Linked DNA regions of Homo sapiens: region 2 is linked to region 1. The links are chromatin contacts, found by Hi-C or POLR2A ChIA-PET in ENCODE. All regions are on one chromosome and are shown on one strand. Each heading gives the region's core, a stretch centred on a gene start or an enhancer-like site at or near the end of the contact. The rest is flanking DNA. Distances are from core to core; before and after follow the strand shown.

What was found. Hi-C counts contacts between places; a loop is a spot of excess contacts on that map. ChIA-PET counts read pairs that join two places held with the same protein, here RNA polymerase II (POLR2A). Pooled maps may share reads with other maps.
Region 2: a pooled map shows a loop between it and region 1 (2.6-fold over the local background). The contact joins two enhancer-like sites. A Hi-C loop is called at or near these places in 1 of 50 pooled maps. POLR2A ChIA-PET finds 5 or more read pairs at or near these places in 2 of 52 experiments (Caco-2 and activated CD4-positive, alpha-beta T cell).

Annotation. Positions count from the first base shown.
Region 1 is chr9:35,567,002-35,573,001 of GRCh38, reverse strand. No RefSeq gene overlaps it. Among named protein-coding and RNA genes, the nearest start is that of CIMIP2B, 6.1 kb to the right of the region's middle. RefSeq lists an enhancer at 3,370-3,529. Within about 2 kb of position 2,146, at least 5 of the 41 ENCODE cell types and tissues checked have a DNase peak (open chromatin) inside an H3K27ac peak, as active enhancers do.
Region 2 is chr9:36,143,604-36,150,299 of GRCh38, reverse strand. GLIPR2 (GLI pathogenesis related 2) reads right to left here. Exons shown (of 5, transcript NM_022343.4): 2 at 2,406-2,514; 3 at 1,650-1,753. Among named protein-coding and RNA genes, the nearest start is that of GLIPR2, 10 kb to the right of the region's middle. RefSeq lists enhancers at 1,325-1,404, 1,745-1,794. Within about 2 kb of position 1,824, at least 27 of the 41 ENCODE cell types and tissues checked have a DNase peak (open chromatin) inside an H3K27ac peak, as active enhancers do.

The sequences.
Region 1 (6,000 bases), core at 897-3,396:
TGGCCATTCTGCTCTGCTTCTATGAGTTCGACCTTTTTTTTTTTTTTTTCCTTTGAGACAGTGTCTCACTCTGTCACCCAGGCTGGAGTGCAGTGGCATGGTCTCGGCTCACTGCAACTTCCACCTCCCAGGTTCATGCAATTCTCCTGCCTCAGCCTCCCCAGTAGCTGAGATTACAGACATGTGCCACCACCCCTAGCTAATTTTTGCATTTTTAGTAGAGATAGAGTTTCACCATGTTGGCCAGGCTGGTCTTGAACTCCTGACCTCAAATGTTCCGCCTGCCTTGGCCTCCCACACTGCTGGGATTACAGGCATGAGCCACCACACCTGTCCTTACGTTTTATTGTTTTTGTTTTGTGTTATTTTTGAGGGGAAGGTATGTTCTTGAAGACTCCTTTCTTTGTGAGAGCTGCAACACCTCACATGACCTATGTAATATATAGTTGATTGCTGCAGATAATCTTCTGAACTATCTGCCATAATGCTGGAAGTGGAAGTCCTCCAGTGTGTCATCTAACTGGTAATGCTGCCTAATAAAGCTATTGATATTTGAATATATTTTTCAGGTAATAAGCATCTTACAGTACTCTTATTAGTTCTCATTGTTCTTCAGTTGCTTCTCAGGATTTTGTAGTTAGGCCGATGATGATTCTTTTCTTTCTTTCTAATATTTATGGTTCTTATTAATTATTTTTGTTTTATGCATTGTCTATAGTAACTTTGAATAGTAAAGGTGATAATGAGCATTCTTGTCTTGGTTCTGACTTTTATAAAGTGAAGGACTATGAATCCGACATGCTGGCATTCATCTTATGCCCATGGCAAACAAACATAGTTAATCCTTCTTAGTACCTTTTCCTGCTAAGCTATGGCCCTGTTTCAGAAGCTCCCCAGTAACATTCCCATAAGTGACTATAGCTGATTTGATTTGGTACAACAGATAAGATTTATTTCCCAGTCCTCTCTCTGATGTTTCTTCTGGATATAGTTTGATATTGGCTATTCATTTCAAATATTCTTTATCATGTTTATATTCCTGGTTTACTAAAAGTCCTTTTTAAGGAGAATCACAAGTAGATATTTAGTTTTATAAAATACCTTTCCAATATCTGCCAGGGTGATCAAATGGCTTTTATATCCTTTGGTTTATCATATGTTAATTGCACTAAGAAATTTTCTAGTTTAATCACTGTGGTAGTTCTGGAATAAATCCTACTAGTCTCTTTTTTTTTTTTTTTTTTTGAGGGTCTCTCTCTGTTTCCCAGACTGGAATGCAGTAGCACAATCATGGCTCACTGCAGCTTTGACCTCCTGGGCTCAAGCAATCCTCCCACCTCAGCCTCCTGAGTAGCTGGGACTGCAGGAATGTACCACCACATCTGGCTAATTTTTTATTTTTAGTAGAGACAAGGTCTCACTGTGTTGCCCAGGCTGATCTCAAATTCCTGGGCTCAAGTGATCCTCCTGCCTTGGCCTCCCAAAATGCTGGGATTACGGGCATGAGCTACCACACTTGGCTCTACTAGTCTTAATGTATATTATTCTTTTACAATATTACTAGACTTGTGTAGTTCATACTATGTGCCAGACACTTGTGCTTGATGCTGAGGATATAATCATGAACAAGATAGACAGACATGGTTTCTGCCCTTACTGAGCTGTCAGTCAATTCAGGGGTGATAAAGAGCAGAACATTTGCCACCACTCCCCTCATCTGAAGCTTTGGCAGAAATCACTCAAAACATGCTGTCTTGCAGAGTCTTGGAAGATCTCAGAAAGGGGACTGGGATCCTTTATTGGCATCTGCTATGAATTGGAGGAAAGATGACAGTGATAGTAAGCATCCTGCTTTTTTGCTGTTGCTAGTTTGATGTTTTATTTGGTGGCATTTTTTATCTGTAGAACTTGTGTGAGGTTTGTTAGGTATTGAATTTGTTGTCTTGAATTAAGTTTTTGCTAATTTTGTAAATCAAGTGGCGTGTGGGTCTTTTGGTAGGGGCATCTACTTGACCACTTTTTCCATTCTTTCTTTTTCTTTTTGAGACAGGGTTTCCGTCACCCAGGCTGGAGTGCAGTGATGCAATCATGGCTCACTGCAGCCTCAGCTTCCTGGGCCGAGGTGATTTTCTCACCTCAGCATCCTGAGTAGCTAGGACTACACGCCACCATGCCTGGCTGATTTTTTAAAAATTTTTTGTAGAGATGAAGTCTTACTATGTTGCCCAGGCTGGTCTAGAACTCCTGGGCTCAAGCAATCCTGAACCTTGGCCTCCGAAAATGCTGGGATTACAGATGTGAGTCACTGCACCTGGCCCAATTCTTTCTATTGTTATTTTATTCAGATGTTCCATCATTTTGAGTTGATTTTGATTTATATTTTCCAAGACAATATTCATTCTTATTGACATTTTCTAGTTTATTTATATAGAGTTTCACTAGTATTCTTTTGTAGTTAAAACACAAATTCCTGGCTGGGCGCGGTGGCTCATGCCTGTAATCCCAGCACTTTGGGAGGCCGAAGCAGGTGGATCACGAAGTCAAGAGATCAAGACCATCCTGGCCAACATAGTGAAACCCTGTCTCTACTAAAAATACAAAAATTAGCTGGGCGTGGTGGCGCATACCTGTAATTCTAGCTACTTGGGAGGCTGAGGCAGGAGAATTGCTTGAACCCCGGAGGCGGAGGTTGCAGTGAGCCGAGATTGCGCCACTGCACTCCAGCCTGGCGACAGAGCGAGACTCCATCTCAAAAACAAAAACAAAACAAAAAAACCCCCCACAAATTCCTATGTGCCTGTTTTTAGCCACTTCCTCAATCTGTTAGGGGTGTTGTATAGTCTTTCTCTTGGCTAACTTTGCCAGCAGTTTGCTTGTTTTGTTGTTGTTTTAAACAACTCTTATAACAGTTCAATTGTTTTTCTGTTTTCTGATTTATTGGTTTCTATCAGTTTCATTCTCCTATATTTGTTAGCTTTATGACGTTCTTCTTTTTCTAGCCTTTTGAATTGACTGCTTAGTTATTAGCTAGTTAATTTAGTTAGCTGGCTAGTTGCTTTTAGACTCATTTGCCTGGCTAGTCTGTCTGCAGCCTGTCCTGCTGAAGCCATCATGGTCTGCACACATGCCCTCCTCCCTCCCCAGCTGCCTGGTTGAGGTGGTGGCCTCTGCATCTGCAGTGAGGCCAGGCCGAGAGAGATGAGTGAGGTCAGGATGGTGATGCTCACCTGTGTCTGTTTCTCTTTCCTTCTGGGACGCATGGGAGACTATACTTCTGAGTTGCAAAATGTGAACAACTGGTAAGTCAGGTAAAAGTGACATTTGTCTTGCAACTTTTCTATAGGTTTGATATCGAAACTCTGGGTAATTCTGCAGCACACTCTGCTTAAGCAATCACTGTTGTAGAGATGATGGGGGATGTGGGGTGTAGAAATTTCCTGATGAACACATGCATACCAGAGTTATCAGGGAGTAGAAACTAATAGTGACAAGTCCATTTGGAAAAGGGAGCGAGAGAGACAGATAGAGACAGACGGAGTTGAGCAGATGTGCAGAGAGAAGCACCTGGCCCCAGGGTGAGAGTGAAAATAGCTGCCTCAGCTCCTGTTCACTTTCACGTTCTCAATTCCCGTTTCACGAGGCCTAGCTATATGGCAGTCTGTACAGTATACAGTTCCTTCCTTGGATACTCAGGAAATCTATCCATTCTTAAGATATCCTCTCTTCCTTCCACTCTTGGCTTTCTTCTTTTACTTGGACCAGCCAAGGTAGGCAATTGTTTCTTAGAGCAGCTCCCACTAGAACATTTGTTAGTAATGATATTGATAGTTTATTTATTATTGTGCTTTATTGTACCGTTTAAGTTAATCCTTACACTATTAGCATTTTCATTTTATAGAGGAGGGAAAAAGAGATACAGAGAGGTTTGCTAACTTGCCCAAGGTTGTACAGCTCATAAGTGATGGAGCCAGGATCAAGCCTATATATATATATATATTTTTTTTTTTTTTTTTTTTAATTTTTTGAGACAGAATCTCTCTCTGTCGCCCAGGCTGGAGTGCAGTGGTGCGATCTCAGCTCACTACAAGCTCCACCTCCCTGGTTCACGCCATTCTCCTGCCTCAGCCTCCCCAGTAACTGGGACTACAGGCGCCTGCCACCACGCCCAGCTAATTTTTTATATTTTTAGTAGAGACGGAGTTTCACCGTGTTAGCCAGGACGGTCTTGATCTGACCTTGTGATCCACCTGCCTCGGCTTCCCAAAGTGCTGGGATTACAGGTGTGAGCCACCACACCCAGCAGGATCAAGTCTATATTCTTAATCATGAGGCCAGTATGTGTTTGAGGCTAAAAGTTGCCTCTGAATTCATCTTTGATTGAATTCTCATTTATTTATAAATAATTGTGTATAACTGGAATTTTTTCTTTGCCCCAAGGGTTAAGGTGTTTTTGTTTTTTTTTTAATTTTAATTTTTATTTCTTTAAGAGACAGGGTCTCACTGTGTTGCCTGGGCTGGAGTGCAGTGGCTATTCACAGATGTGATCATAGCGCCGCCCTACAGCTTCAAATTTCTGGGCTCAAGCCATCCTCCCGCCTCAGCTTCCCAAGCAGCTGGGATTACAGGAATGCACCACCACGCCCAGCTCAAGGGAGTATTTTTAAATGTCTAAGTGTTAGGTTGGTTGTTTGTTTAGCCTATTTTAAAATTTTAAAATTGTGTTTGTGTGAGGAAATGTGGTTTATTGTGCTTCTTGGAATTTTTGAGATTTTTCTTCATGGCCTATTATAAGATCAGTTGTTTTTGTTTAGATCTTCATTGTGGTATTTATTTTATTCTGCCTTTCTCTGTACCTCTGTCTCTTCTTTAAAGTGGTTCGATCACTGAGGTCAGGCATTGTCTGTATTGATCTATAAGGCAACTGCCTAGTAGAAATATTTAATAAGTAGGCTGAATAAATGAATATTGATCCTTGTGGATTTGAGGAGTGTTATATACATAAAAAATCCAGGCCAGGTGCGGTGGCTCACGCCTGTAATTCCAGCACTTTGGGAGGCTGAGGAGGGTGGATCGCTTTAACCCAGGAGTTCAAGACCAGCTTGGACATGGTGAAACCCTATCTCTATAAAAAAAAAAAAATACAAAAATTAGCCGGGTGTGGTGGCATGCACCTGTAGTCCCAGCTACTCTGGAGGCTGAGGTGGGAGGATCACTTGAGCCCAGGAAGCGAAGGTTGTAGTGAGCTGAGATTATGCCACTGCACTCCAGCTTAGGTGACAGAGTGAGACCCTATCTCAAAAAAAGAAAAAAACCAAAAAGGTAGAAAAAGGTAGAATAGAGACCAGGCCATTTCCTTTCCTTCGATCCCTCCAAATACCATGATTCCTTGTCATTTCTACTTGGATTCCCTCCACCACACCTCTTTGGACCTCAAAAGCATAGATTTCAATTGTCATAATCTTTGGTTTGGCACATTCTCATCATTAGTTCATACTTTGTTATAATGTATGCATTATAAGCATTTTTTTTTTTTTGATACAGAGTCATGCTCTGTCACCCAGGCTGGAGTGCAGTGGCATGATCTCGGCTCACTGCAACCTCTGCCTCCTGGTTCAAGTGATTCTTCTGCCTCAGCCTCCCAAGTAGCTGGGATTACAGGTGTGTGCCACCACACCTGGCTAATTTTTGTATGTTTAGTAGAGATGGGGTTTTGCCATATTGGCCAGGCTGGTCTCGAATTCCTGACCTCAAGTAATCTGCCCACCTTGGCCTCCCCAGGTGTTGGGATTACAGGCATGAGACACTGCACCTGGCCCATTATAAGCATTTTTGAAAACATCATCCCAAACAAAAACTGAAACTTTGACAATAACATACATCTAACTATGTGGTTCCCCCTTTCCCACCCCTTTTGTTTCTCACCATCTGAGGTGAGCATTTGAAACCCATTTTTATCATTCCCTTGCTTTCCTTTTTATGCAGTTTTATGCATCTGCATGT
Region 2 (6,696 bases), core at 575-3,074, 580 kb before region 1:
CAGGAGCGGGGACCTCAGAGCAGTCAGTCTCAAATGTGTGCAAGAATCTTGTTAATGGGCAGATTCTGATTCAGTAGGTCTACAGAGGGACCTAGGATTCTGCATTTCTGCTTCCAGATGCTACTGCTGATCCATGTTCCACACATCAGCCTCACCTGGAGAGCATTTAACAAATACTAATGCCTGGGTCCTTCCTCAGACCAACTGTGTCTGTCTCTGGAGGAGAGACTCAGGCATTTTTTGTTTGTTTGTTTGGTTTGTTTTGTTTTCTGAGACGGAGTTTCGCTCTTGTTGCCCAAGCTGCAGTGCAATGGCGCGATCTCAGCTCACGGCAACCTCCACCTCCCAGGTTCAAGCGATTCTCCTGCCTCAGCCTCCCGAGTAGCTGGGATCACAGGCATGTGCCACCACGCCTGGCTAATTTTTCTATTTTTAGTACAGATGGGGTTTCTCCATGTTGGTCATTCTGGTCTCAAACTCCTGACCTCAGGTGATCCACCCACCTCGGCCTCCCAAAGTGCTGGGATTGCAGGCGTGAGCTACTGTGCCCAGCCTGGTATTTTTTTAAAGCTCCACAAAAGATTCCAATGTGCGACCAGAGTAGGGAAGCACTGTCTCAGAGACCACCTACCCAACCCCCTCTCTGTAGAGATGGGAAACTGGGGGCAGAGGAGGGAGGGACCTGCTCAAGGCTCCCGAGGGAGGCTGTGCGAGGCTGGAATGGACCATGTCTCCTGAACCTATGCCCTTCTCCCGGGGCCCATCGAGGGCCACAGCCTGGACTTGGGAAGGAGCCTGCAGGGTGAGGGCAAGGCCTTGGAGGGAGGGGTGGGTAGGGGGTTCCCCAGGAGTTCACACATGCCTCCCAGTGGGGGTGCCAAGGACCACGTTGCACAGGAGCCCTGGCTTAGGCTGTGCTGGGGAAACCAAGAGGACTTGGGGGATCTCCCAGGAATGTGAGGCTGGGGAGGGAGTGAGTCATTCTCCCACTGGTGTTTGGAGAAAGCTTCAGAGATCCAGACAGCTCTCCAATATTCTTCCTAAAAAGCCACATCAGGGCTGTCAGGGCCAGAGGGCCAGGAAGCTCAAGAATGTCTGGGCAGCATGGTGGGATCATTCCAGATCGAGACCTTGCATGGAGACATTGTCTTTTCCATTATTATTTTTTTTTCCAAAATGGAAAAAGCTCTATTGCTTTTCTCCTATTATAAAAGTAATACACCAGCACTACTGGTAGTGTATCACCAGTACGGTAAGAAAGTAAAATTTCTCGGGAAGAAAATAACATTTCTCAGTAGCTGGGGATGCTCTGGTGGACACAGAATCAGGCTGAGATTCTGTACAAAAGCGGTCTGTCTCCCCAACCCCCACTCCTCGGCCTGGGAGCTTCTCCGAAAGTGGGGGCCTGGTCAGTCTGACTCATCTCTGTGTCCCTGGCACCCAGCACAGGCCTGGCACTGAGCCAGCCATCAGAGACCTTGTGGTGAACTGAAGTCAGCCTGGGAGCAGATTCAGAGAGCTCTGGTTTTTCTTTCCTTTCCTGGGCCTGTGGCTACACCACGAGGGTGCTGGGGCCAGGAGGCATTTCAGGAGGACTTGTCCTTCTTCCAGCTCCCGCAGAGAGGAGAGGAGCTGAAAATGCGACCCACCTGTCTGATCATAGGATGCCCATGCAAGGTTCTCCCCACACTGGCCACGGCTGGACTCCGGGCTGTGCTTGAGGATCCTCGTGCTGGCCAGGGCCTCAGAATACCTGCAGAGTTCACAGCGCCTCCTCAGAGCAGGTGCAGTTCAGGGAACCCCCAAAGTATGTGCCCCAAGCTAGTGTGGCTGAGCTTCCTTCCCTGCCCCGGGCTCACAGAGGAGCACCACTCTTGCATGATTTCTGAGCCTCCCAGCAGTCCCATTCCACAGAGGAACAAGTCGAGGCTCAGGGGAACTAAAAGGACCTGCCCAGGTGAGTGAGAGAGTGGTTATTCAAGTGTGGTTATATCTGATCCCAAAACCCGGTCCCCAAAACCATGCAGGGCCCCCCAACGTTTTTTTTTTTTTGAGATGTTGTCTCACTCTGTCACCCAGGCTGGAGTGCAGTGGCGCAATCTTGGTTCACTGCAACCTCCACCTCCCGGGTTCAAGCAATTCTCCTGCCTCAGCCTCTCGAGTAGCTGGGACTACAGGCCCATGCCACCACACATGGCTAATTTTTGTATTTTTAGTGGAGACAAGGTTTCACCATATTGGCCAGGCCAGTCTTGAACTCCTGACCTCAGGTGATCCGCCCGCCTTGGCCTCTGAAAGTGCTGAAATTACAGGTGTGAGCCATCGTGCCTGGCCACAGGGCCCCTTTGTGACTGCAGTAGCAGCACATGAAGGGCCAAGTTACCCGGATGTGCTAGGGGACTCACTGTTGAGCCTCCCGGTTGAGGTTCTTGCAGAGCTTCAGTGGGGGGACGCCGTGCTTCTGCCGGTACTCATTGTGGGCCTTCAGGACCTCATTATGAAACTGTTTGGAAGCTGGAATGATTGCAAAATGGAGAATGGCTCAGTGCAGAGAAAACACTCATCAAAAGTATAATGGCATGCTGAAAGCAACACCCAGCTCAAACCTTAGGCCATGTGGACAGGCTGCTGCTCCCCTCCAACACCTGGCACCCCAGCCAAGTGGCCCTGCTCCACGCCACTGCTCACCCTACCTGGCATCGCGCTCCACATCTCTGCACATCTAAAGCCCGTGGATCATGTGGGGCCTTATGGGCCCTGTTAGGCATTTGGGTCTTTATCCAAGGCAATGGGAAGCCACTGAAAGGGAGCAGGGCAGTGAGCTCCATGTGTTTCTCAAAGACCTTGCTGGCTGCTGAGTGGAGGATGCACAGAAACACAGAGCAGATTTGGGGACCTGGACAGTCAGCAATAGGACTTTGGAAGTAAAATATCTGAAGGAGACCGGGTATCTCAGGCTGGACCTAGGGAGAGCAGAGGGGACTGGAATGGGCCAGAGCTGGGAGTCCAGAAAGAGGCCTCCTGGCTGGGGAGGAGGGCACCTATGCTGGGTGGGTGAAGCCAAGGAGACAGAGAGACAGACAAAGAGACGAGGGAAGGACAGCCCTGGGGAAGCAGAGTGTGAGGGCGAGTTTTAGGTGCTGACTTGACTGAATTAAGAAATACCTCGAGAATTGGTAAAGCATTATTTTGGGGTGTGTCTGTGAGAGTGTTTCCAGAGGAGACTGGTGTGTGAGTCTGAGTGGGGAAGATCTACTCTCAACGTGGGTGGGTGCCATCTAATCAGACAACCTGGGGACCCACACAGAAACCTACTGCAGGGGCAGAGCCACCGCAGAGTCCCCACTAGGACGGTGCCTAATGGAGCTGTAGAAGTGCAGCCGCCCCAAGACCCCAGAACTGTGGAGCTACCGGCATGTAACGCCCGCCTGGGAAGGCTGCAAGCACGAGGCTTCCACCCGAGAGCTGAAGCCGGACAGCCCTAAGCCATGGGGGTGGGGCTGCCTGAGGCCCTGGGGTCCAACTCCCACTCAGCATGCCCAGGAGGCAGGAGAGGGAATCAAAGAGGATTATTCTCCAGCCTTAAGATTGAATGTTTTCCCTACTGGGTTGTGCACTTACTTGGGACTGGTTACTTTCTTTCCTATTTCTCCCTTTTGGAATGAGAGTATCTATCCTATGCCTGTCCCACCAATGTATTTTGGAATAGATAACTTCTTTTGATTTCACAGGCTCACAGCTGGAAGGAATATGTCTCTGGGGGAATTGTGCCTTGACTCTCACCTGTATCTAATTTAGATGAGACTTTGGACTTTGAGTTGGTGCTGGAACAAGTTAAGACTTGGGGCTATTGGGATGGAGTGAATATATTTTGTAAGTGGGGAAGACATGAGTTTTGGGGAGCCAGGGGCAGAATGCTTTGGTTTGAACGTCCCCTCCAAAACTCATGCTAAAATTTAATTGTCAATGTAACCATGCGGAGGAGTGAGATCTTTAAGAGGTGATTAGAGGGCATTATCACAGGACTGGGCTCCTGGTAAAAGTATGAGTTTGGGCTGATCTTCTCCCCGTCTTGAGTGCTTACTTGCCCTTCTGCTCTTCCATGGGATAATGCAGCATGAGGGCCTCGCCAGATGCCAATGCCATGCTCTTGGACTTCCCAGCCTCCAGAACCGTGAGCCAAATAAACTGTTTTTTAATAAATTACCCAGTGTAATTTATAGCAGCAGAAAATGGACTAAGATGCAGAATAGGAGAAGAGTGTAGCAAAGAAAGTGGAGTTGGTGGGAGGGTGAGTGGTATGATCAGCAGGCCCAGGGCTGCAGTGGGGGAAAAGGTGAAGCCCATGCCCAATTAGGTCATGATCTCAGAAAGGGCAAAGTCAAGGAGGCTGTGGTTAGGGAGAGAATAAGTAGGTGAAGCCAAAAGCAAGCAAGATCAATAGTGAACAGAAGCCATACCAATTTGGATCTGAAATGATCCCCATCCATCCATCCATCCAACATCCTCGAACCATCCATCCATCCAACATCTTCCATTCATCTGTCCATCCACCATTCATCCAACATCATCTATACATCCATCCAACATCCTCCATCCATCCATCCAACATCCTCCCTCCATCTACCCACCCATCCACCTAATATCTTCCATACATCTATCCATGCAACATTGTCATCCATCTAACATTACTCATCCATCCAGCATCATTCATCCATACATCTACCATTCATCCAAGGTCCATCCATCTATCCTCCATTTAACTGTTCATCTGCTCTCTGAGTGCTTCCCCTGTGCCATGTCCCATATTGTGTGCTAAGGGTCCAGAGACAAGTCAGCCATGTGTTGCTCTCAAAGAGCTCCCATACGGAAGGGAGGCAGCCTTGTAAACAGACACTAGCCATGTGATAGGTGCCAAGATGCAGGTAAGCACAGGTGCAAAAGGAACTTGGAGATTAACCTAACATGGGATCAGGAAGGAGGCAACTCCCAATATGAGGCCCCAGAAATATCTGAACAGGGGCTAGCCAGCCAGGCTATGATGAAGACACTGAGCACCATACTCAGGAATCTGGGAGTTCCTTTCTCTGGAAATGGGGGTGAGTTGGATGAGTTCTGAGTGAGGGCCACAGAGGGCCCTTATGCTGAATTGGTCCCATCAGGCCACAGGCTTGTCCCTCAAAGACTGGCTGTGGGTAGTGGCAGGAAGGGTGTGAACCATAAAGGAAGTGCCACTCTCTTCCTCTGCCCCAGCTCACCTTCACTGGTGCCTTTCTTCTACTCTGCTGCCTTTCACCCGAGACTGAGGAGATGATGCAACAGGGAGTCCTAGTCCCTTTTCTCATAGCCAGATCTCCCATGTCTCCTGGGCCAAGTCAAATCCCATGGAATTTCTGAGGAGACGTGAGGGAAAGAAGACCCAGGGCTTGCCTTTGCGGGGTTTGGGGGCTGCAGACCCGGGAGCTACAGACCCAGAAGGTGAAGGTAACTGCAGGTCACACCTGCATGGTGGAGCTGTCCGTGGGCCTTCTGAGAAGGAGGAAGTAGACGCTTAGACAAAGAGTACGCGGCGCAAGCTCTAGAACTTGGGCTCAGTGAGGCTGTCCAGTGAGGTCCAGTCAGAGTAATGTGGGCAGGGCAGGGATATGGGGGCTCTGAACCCCAGGATTTGTGAGGTTTTGGTTGACAGGCAGAGGTGGGGAGACATGGAGGTGGAAACTGATCATGGGGACAGGCATTAAGGCAGAGGGCGGAGCTACAACCTGAAGTATCGGGACTTCCTGGCCAACAGACGGACCAAGCCCTTGTCAATAGGAAAAACAAAGATTTCAGGTCTACAGTGGAGAGGAGAAAAGGCAGAGGTGTTGTTTAACATGTATAGAGTTTCAGTTTTGCAACATGAAAAAGTTGTGGAGCTCTGTTGCATAGCAATGTAAATATACTTAACACTACAGAACTGTACACTTAAAAATGGTTAAGATAATACATTTTATGCTATGCATTTTTACCATGATAAACAAAAAGATTTCAGGGTTAGCATGGTAATGTGGTATTTGGGATAAGGAGTCAGAGAGGCTTTTAAAGAATATCTCACAGGGAAATGCCAGGGGCCATAGCAACTCATGGGACCCAGATGGGGGTCTCGTTGACCAGTTTAAGAAGGGTCAGCTGGGTAGCATGGCCTCCAGGAACCCATGGGTTCTTGGGCCACGGGCTGCTTCCCCAGCCTGGTCCCTGTTTTGTGCAAGAGGCAGTGGTGATTTGAGGTGTGTTGAGGCTGGAAGAGGGGTCTGATGAGGAATTGGTACAAGGATGGGGGATGTTCAGCCTGGAGAGGATCAGCCTCTGGAAGACACGGTGGAGGCCTCTGATGAATTCTGGGGCCCCAGAGGGGAAAGCTGGGGCCAGTGGGTAGAAAGGCAGGATGACAGATTTCAGCTCAGCCTAAGAAAGATCTTTCCTAGTCAAAGCTTTCTGGCGACCAAAAGGAGCTACCTCACAAGGTAGTGAGCTCTCTACCACTGAAGGAATTCAGGCAGGTGAGTCCCTCTTGGAGGGACTCAGGCCTGAGAGTCAGAGGACCTTCAAGTCCCTTCCAATCCTGAGATCCCATAAGGTCCTGCTGGGGTAGGAGTGAGAGGAGACAAGATGAACAACTGACCCAAGACGTGCAGGAGTTTCCCAAACAAGCTTCTC